Linked DNA regions of Mus musculus: regions 2 and 3 are each linked to region 1. A link is a loop called in an ENCODE intact Hi-C map of the cell type or tissue named here. Cell type or tissue: left cerebral cortex. All regions are shown on one strand. Region 1 has its middle 1.4 kb from the start of Meis1. Region 2 holds the start of Etaa1 (Ewing tumor-associated antigen 1). Region 3 overlaps Gm31674 (a long non-coding RNA gene).

Region 1 (2,500 bases):
CTCTGGCCGCACTGGAGAGGCAGAAAGACACTCCACAAATTCGCACGCCCAGGCACTAACACCACACACCCAGGGCACATGCACACAAATACAGGCTGCAGCTCCCAACCCGCCGGCTTTACGTCCCCTTCCAGCCTCTCTTCCCAAAGCGGACGCTTGAAATAAATCGGGAATAAACGTAGGGCAGGCAGATGCCGGAGTTAATTCGCTCAGGGCTCCGCTCATGAAAGACTTCAAGACTTTCCTCGAAATTATTGGGGTCTGCCAGTATTTTTCGGGGTGGGGGTGATGCCAAAAGTACTGGATTCTCTGCTAGACTCCCGGAGGAGAAAAGTCAAAGCCAGAGCAAGAAGAGGAGCTGGAACTGGACTGGAAAAGGTTCCGCTCGAGAGTCCTGAGAACGTGGGGTAGCGGTCGCCCGGGCGTTCTGCAGACTCAGCTTAGAGGTTTTCTTTTCTTTTCTTTTTTTTCTTTTGGTTTGGGTTTTTTCTTTCTTTCTTTATTTTTTTTTCTCCCCCCGCTGTCAGAAGTGGACGTAGGGCCGGAGGAAAGGAAATGCTTGCATTTTGTCACTTTGAGTCCGGACGTCCCCACCTCCTCTCTTGCAGCCCTCAGCCCCAGCCGCCGCGCGAAGTGAGGGAGGAAGGGAGGGAACAATGAGCCGAGCGCCGGGAATGTGCCCCCAGCGCTTGTTTACAAACACCGAGCTATTTATGACCGCTGGAGAACGAAACTCAACGCGGGCACCAAGCAGCCAGACCTTGCGGGCGGCCGGGGCCTGGGAGCCCCGGGACCCGAGGCTCTTTCTCGATTGCGCTACCGGCAAGTTTAGCCGTGCGCCCGGGGCGCGGCGAAGCTGCAGAGCTCCGCTGCGCTGCGGCTGGGGCTGCCTTTGTCTGGGCGACGCCGAGGGGCTCCAGCCTCGGCCTTGCTCGGGCCTGGAGACGCTGCGCTCCCTCCCACCCCCCACCCCCAGCTCTTTCAGCGGCGACGCCCGGAGCCGGCCTCCCAGACCTCCATCTCTCAATTTGTCTATCTCCGAACCCAGCCCCGTGAAAGCTCCCAGTTCCAGAGAAAAAGAAATCCACTTCGGAAGCTGAGATTTCAGACAAAAGCTGACCCTGCCCACAACTTAAAGTCTCCAACCAGCCAGTGGTTTTTAACTTTCTCTCTTGAAATACCACACCCTGGACTTAAAATTGTTTTTTGAGTCTTTTTATTCTCACTCTTCAGCTACTCTATCTAGTGGGGGTTATTTTACTCTTTATGTTTCTGCGCCCGGCTCTCGTGGCTTAGATTGCTCAGTCACAGTAGCTCTCGGAGCAGCTGGAAACCTCACATCCCAGGCAGGGCTCTCAGCTCGCTGGGCTCGGAGAGGATTCCCCTCACCCCCCAGCTGAAACCTCGCAGAAAACTCCCCCTGCGGTCGACTGGAAAATGAGCTCACCCAAATCTCGGTAGGCAGCCGTGGAGAGAGCTCCACCAATCGGAAGGCGTCCCCGCCCAGGCAGCCGCGCATTGGCTGCGGGGAAAATCAATTATCAAATAATCGATCAGCAGGGAGCTTCGATCTGCTGGGAATGCAAACTGCCATTCCGGATTCCCGCCCTGAAGGTGGCCAAAAGGCTCTCTCCCCCAAAGCAGCCAGCCTACGCTCCCAACGCCCCCGCCCCCATCCCACCGCCAGCTGCGGACCGAACCCTCACCCCAGGGGCCGGGGAAGGTTTTGAGGAGAGTTCTGAGAAAGACTAGGGAGGCTTCCTTCACGCGGAGATTGTTTGGAAAAGGTTTAGCATCTCTGAAAGGTACTGAAGCCAACTCTTAGGTTCAAAGTCACAGACCTGTTTCCATTCTTCAGCCAGTATTCAAGTTTCTATTGAGAGGGTGTCTACGGAACAGGGGATACAGGGTAAACATTAGAACCTAGATTTGGAATCAGGTTCTATCGAGCAACGGAGCCTCCTAAGACAGCTTTTAGCAGTCTGCACGAGTCAGCGCCGGGCTAGTTCACACCAGCGGCAGTGCGCGTGGGATAAGCCTAGCAGACAAGGCGTGCGGGCCTCCAGCCCAGCACTCCGCCCCCAACAACGAACACCTGAAGGTTGACATATGTTCACCCCAAACCTTCAATGGGCTTTGCCTCGAAAGAGATCCGACTGTTTAAAACAATAAAAGGCCCCACGACCCCTCATCATGTGCCTCTGTGTCTCCTCTCTGTGTCCTTTTTGTTTTGACGCTCAAGTTTGAAGCTTTTAGTTTCCCCATCACATCCTTGTGCTCTTTTCTTGCACAAACGCCCCGTGTATCATTTAGAAGATTAATACAGACTTGTGCGTCAAAAACAGGCATGGAAGAGCCTTGAATTACCTCCTGCTCACTGGAAGGAGATTTCCCCGCCAAGTTTAAGGAAGCTGATCTGGCTGGGCCAAACAGCCACTTCTCCGCGGATTATAGAACCTACTGAGCTGGACAGACAGCCTAAAAGCCCTTCCCCAGCTCC
Region 2 (2,500 bases), 1.1 Mb before region 1:
AGAATTCTAAAATCAGTTGTCACTTTTTAGGAAACAATTGTAATCAGTACAACTTAATGACTCCACCCTAGAATCAGACAGAAAAATCACACATGAGGTTCTAAAAAACAAAACAAAAAACCCAAAACCGTTGTATTATGATGTTACCAGACTAAAATTTTACCGACAATAATTCTTCAAGCACCTACCCACATAAAAATAACAACAGATTACCTAACTGCTTTGTCATTGGAGAATTTTGATCCCAGAAGATATCAGTTTGTCCATCTGGATCATTTGGAGAACTGAAGGTACAGGATAATAAATCCATTTTCACGATTTGTACTGGCGTCTCCTTTCCTGCATAAGATGACAATCATTGCTTCTAAGTGTTACGTTACTTCATAAAAGCTAAAGTCAAACAATTAATTTTCATGTCCAATACAAAGCTTGTCTCCTAAAGACAGTTACTTTAACCACAATAGAAATGTTTCAATGAAAATAATATCTTAATACTTCATAAGTTTAGCACTGTAGTTAGGAAGTGTTCTTTGAAAATTCCATAGGCCCAGGAATGATACCATCTGATCACTGAATTACTATCACCAGGCTTTAGGTACCTCCATGACGTCAGCAGATGTACAGGAAATGCATCCAAACAGAAAGCCAAGCTAAACTCTCACAAGGCCCCTCCTGTAAACTCGACCCAATTTTTTTTTTACTCCATACACCCCAAAACCAATAGTGATTTGTTTCTAGGGAAGCTCTGTCTAGAATCACTTGAAGGTTTACAATGTTATTTTTCTTTCCCAGCCTCGTTTTATTCATAGCAGAAACAAGCAAGGTAACAGACATTGTATTTTACGGACACACCCTAGGATAGAGGTTATGAGTTTGGTCCTTATTGGGATAGATATCTCTTAACTCCAAGTTTACAGAAATGAACGCGCCATCGGTTTGCTGGGCTAACCGGATGTTACACCTAGCAAGTTCCGGGAGCACACTACGGTTTCTGAGGTGGCCCTTTTTGCAAAACAAAACAGCGAGGAAAACAACAACAACCAGCGTAGGTGCCCAGTTTCCGGAACACAGTCCACGGCACAGGCCCCGCCCACAACCAGACGTTCAGAAAAGGCCCGGTTTACCGGACTCGGCTCTGCAGCCCCAGGCCTCCCGCCCGGTCTGCACCGCCAGGCTCCGCTCCCCGCCCTCTCCTCACCCCGGGGACTGCGCCCGCCGTCAGCCGCTGCCTGCCGCTGCGCCCGCCGCGCAGACCGCGTTCCCGCCCGGCGGAGCTGGGAGCTGCAGGCCGCCCTGGACTCCCGCAGCCACGGCTCTGCCGCCGGGCGGCAGTTCTTAGCAGCCGCCCTGTGCGGCGTGCTCCTCCGGGCAGGGCTGTCCGCATGCTTCCTTCGCCGACTCATTCCCGTGCCACCGTCCTTCAGCTGCATTCACATTTTGCTACAGCGGAGCAGGGCAACTGCTCGACAGAGAGCCCGCGCGCCACCGTGCAGCGCCATCTTTGCAAGTCGGGCGCGCAAAATACGCTGCTTCTAATTGGCTGCCTCCGTCTAGGGGCGGGTTACTACGCATGGTGCGGATTGGCTGCGTCAGTGTGAGGGGCGGGGTTAGAAGGCTGCGGCCAGGGCTGAGGAAACAGGAGTTTTCTGAGGTCTACCATCAGACTCGTCCAACTTAGCAGGAACTGCAGGACCCTTTTCTGGATCTGTGACAGGAACTTGGTATGTGAGACAGTAAAGAGTTCATATACAATGACAGATTCTTATTGAATTTAAAATTTAATTGATTATTTCTAAGATTCAAATGATGGTGTGTTATTCGATAATATGAGAAAATAAAGACTATAGTTTAGGAGGTAATAAACGCAATAGTTCATAGATGTTCTGTTATGTGCGTAGCTCCAAAATGTAGGAAAACGTATTAATTTAATAAACTAACAGTCGCTGGAAACTGTACATGCAAAACAGAGCTGTCATCTTAGTAGGAATAAAATAGTGTTTATTTTGAATCAAGTAATAATTTCCATGGCCAGGGAGCATTGATTCAGGTTGGCCTAAAAACATGTTTCAATATAAAAGCAATCGCACAGACTTTAACAGTCACAGAACAAAAAACAAAGCATTTGCCAGGCGCTTTGTTGGGGACAACAGGTAGTAGGTGGGTTACAGCAAAGCAGGAGATGATTCGTCCATAGGCTTTAGGTAAGGATATAATTTATGAGACCCATCCTTTCGTTGATGGAAGTTAGTGATCTGGTAACAGTGCATTCCAAAGTTTTTACCTGCTAGCCTTCAGGATGCCAATCCTGACAGCTGGGTCCTTAATGGCTACTTAGGGCACTAAAGATAGCCATAAAGATTATTTGGTTTTATATCTGTAACACTCCAGTTTCCTTATCATGAAGTGTGTCTGTCTTTTTGTTTTTCAGACAGTGTCTTATGTGTGCCCTGCCTCCTTATTTAATGCAGTCTCGCTGTGAACTCCTGGTCTTCCTGTCTCA
Region 3 (2,500 bases), 270 kb before region 1:
AACTCAGTAGTGTGTGTGTGTGTGTGTGTGTGTGTGTGTGTGTGTGTGTGTGTGTGTGTGTGTGTGAGAGAGAGAGAGAGAGAGAGAGAGAGAGAGAGAGAGAAAGTTGGAGGAGCAGGATTTGAACTGAATACTGAAAATAAAGGAGATATTCTACTTATTTAGCCAAACACATATAATTTTTCACAACATACAATCAAAAGTATATGTCTGTACTCAGAAGACTGGGGTGTCAAATCAGGTAAACACTCGGTGATGAGATGCACTAATGTTCTCTCTCACTACCTTGTTTTTGTTGTGACCTTTTTTTTTTAATTAAAAAATATCTGGATACACTTTTAAAATTCTAAATTTAACAATCACGCTCTAATCTCTGCCTTCCTTTCATTTTCCAGTGAGAAATGTCTCTCAAGGGATCAGATGACTGGCTAGGACACAGCAACCTGCACCAATCGAGCAGGAAAAATAGCAGTTAAAATGCGCCAACATTTATCCGCAATATGCAATCCCACGCCCCCTATACACACACCCAAAAAAGTCATTTGTCTTCTGGGTTCTGAGCTGTTTCAAGAATTCTGGCAAACGTAGCCATCAAACAAACTTCTCACACAATATAAATACTGTCTGTTCAAGAAAGGCTTCCAGTGTTTACAGTCCGTAAGTGAAGAGGGAAAAAAGCTGGTATTTAACCAAGAGCGGTGCCCTTGAAAACATCTCTGAACAAAGTGTTCAGCAAAACTTTGGCTGCAGATCCACTGGTTTCTGGTCTTCCTCTCAGTCCCCTGCCAGGAGGAATTCTCACATGGCATCCTTCTGTTGCTTTTTTTTTTTTCTTTAAATTACCTAATTAAATTTTAGGAAGGAGCACCCGACTTGGGGCAGGGAGAGGGGAGATCACACCAACTTCCTTTTGAAACAGGGAAGATGAAAACATCCCATTTTTCGGAGCCCCCTCCTGACAGCCTGGGAGGAGGATGAGCGTTATGCATTGTTATCAGCGTGGTGTAATTTGACTGTTGACAAAGTATCGGTGGCAGTGAGAATGAACGAGGTTAGGAGTGTGGCGGGCTGTAATCAAGAGGATGCTTAGCTGTGCAACACTGCATCTTGAGCAGATTTGAATCAACATTGCCTTAAGGGGATACACACACCAAAAGGGGAAAAAAGTCCATTCATTTTTAGAGGAAAAACTGGAGTGGCACTTGAAGAGAGATCTGACGTGCTTTAATTGCTCTGCAGCTCTCCTAATTAGAGACTTTCCAATCCCTTCGCTGCTGTCACTGTGAGGGTGCACCGTCTTGCTGGACGCAGACGAAAATTGCAAATTGGCTTGATCGGGAAGTTTTATATAAAGACTGAACTACATTCCCTGATGCCCTCCTACCAAAGGGTGCACAGCTAGAGAGTGGCGGCAGCCTCTTTGCTTTCCACCCTGGATTTAAATTTTCAAGCCTTATTAAAATAGTTTCATTATGACACTCAATGTAACGCAAGCAGGTGGCACTGATATTTCCTTAAATAGATGGAAACTTCTCTTCATATCCCACATCATATGAAATATTTCAAGTGGAAAAAAGCCAGCAAAATTCTATGTTGTATATATATTCTCATATTTCCATCTATATCTTAAAGAAGTGAAGGAAGGACAGATTTGTTTTTCAGAGAGCATATCACATATCCCATTTTCTCAAGCTTAAATCTAAACTAGCACCCCAGACTCCCCTTCGAGTCTCAAAGTCATTATACTGCTGTTTGGCCCCAGGTTGCCACCAAATATGACATGATAATAATTTGGGCTTCCCTTTTCAACTTCCCTTCTGTAGCCCTTGAACCAATCTTAATTCATTAACATATTGAATTTTTTCAATTTTCCATTTTCTTGCAATAACAATATTAATGCCAGGGTGAAAGCTTGATTGGAGCTAAATTACTTGTTACCTGCTGGCATTTATTTATATGGCATTGAATTATAAAGCTTTGCTATTGTCATGCCTTGGACGAATTGTTTATGACGCCAGTAATAGGAGTAATTGTTATTGTTGAAATTACCTGTCAGCTACCCATAGCAGTGGCCCTTGTCCCACTGACAAATAGTGACAAGGGAGAGGCATCCTCCCTGCGTCCCCCTGATGGCTTCTCCTCTGATAATAAGAAGTGCAGGGCCTCTGATAATTTGCCTGTCACTGTTGAGTGCAGCTCAGAGAGAGTTGGCCAAATTGTTGTCATTCACTTTGACAAAGACAGCAAAGTGCCCCTGTGCAGACAGAGGATTATCAAAATAAATGAAATCACTCACACCCCTTTGTTTGTTTGCCTCAAGAATTGCCTGGCTTTGGATGAGGCTGTGAAATCAGTGTCCGGTGCTTATGGATATACCTCTGTTCACTCTGGAAGGAGGATGGATGCCAGACAAGGACAGACAAGATTGTAAGACTTGCCATTCCGTAGTTTGCATTGGCTAGTACGAAATTAATTTCAAATATTAAGGCAAAATTCTAAC

What was found. Peaks named below come from ENCODE experiments on the same cell type or tissue, not always from the same donor. Only the 100,000 strongest peaks of a DNase experiment are listed, where the experiment ranks them.
Region 2: it touches region 1 in a loop (3-fold over the local background); 5 of 42 quality-filtered maps call a loop at or near these places.
Region 3: it touches region 1 in a loop (6-fold over the local background); 5 of 42 quality-filtered maps call a loop at or near these places.

Annotation. Positions count from the first base shown.
Region 1 is chr11:19,019,070-19,021,569 of GRCm38, forward strand. It overlaps a transcript of Meis1 not described here. Among named protein-coding and RNA genes, the nearest start is that of Meis1, 1.4 kb to the left of the region's middle. In left cerebral cortex, a CTCF peak has its summit at 1,435; DNase peaks (open chromatin) are centred at 692, 822, 1,079, 1,443 and 1 more place; H3K4me3 peaks cover 2,153 bases; H3K27ac peaks cover 1,516 bases.
Region 2 is chr11:17,952,365-17,954,864 of GRCm38, forward strand. It overlaps Etaa1 (Ewing tumor-associated antigen 1), which reads right to left and starts at 1,511. Exons shown (of 6, transcript NM_026576.4): 1 at 1,199-1,511; 2 at 214-339. The coding sequence starts at 1,430. It overlaps Etaa1os (Ewing tumor-associated antigen 1, opposite strand), which reads left to right and starts at 1,606. Exons shown (of 3, transcript NR_131915.1): 1 at 1,606-1,721. In left cerebral cortex, a CTCF peak has its summit at 1,466; DNase peaks (open chromatin) are centred at 1,083 and 1,552; H3K4me3 peaks cover 1,606 bases; H3K27ac peaks cover 636 bases.
Region 3 is chr11:18,750,489-18,752,988 of GRCm38, forward strand. The region is part of intron 1 of Gm31674 (a long non-coding RNA gene); the gene reads left to right. Among named protein-coding and RNA genes, the nearest start is that of Gm31674, 3.7 kb to the left of the region's middle. In left cerebral cortex, no CTCF peak of the experiment used is centred here; a DNase peak (open chromatin) is centred at 1,062; H3K4me3 peaks cover 258 bases.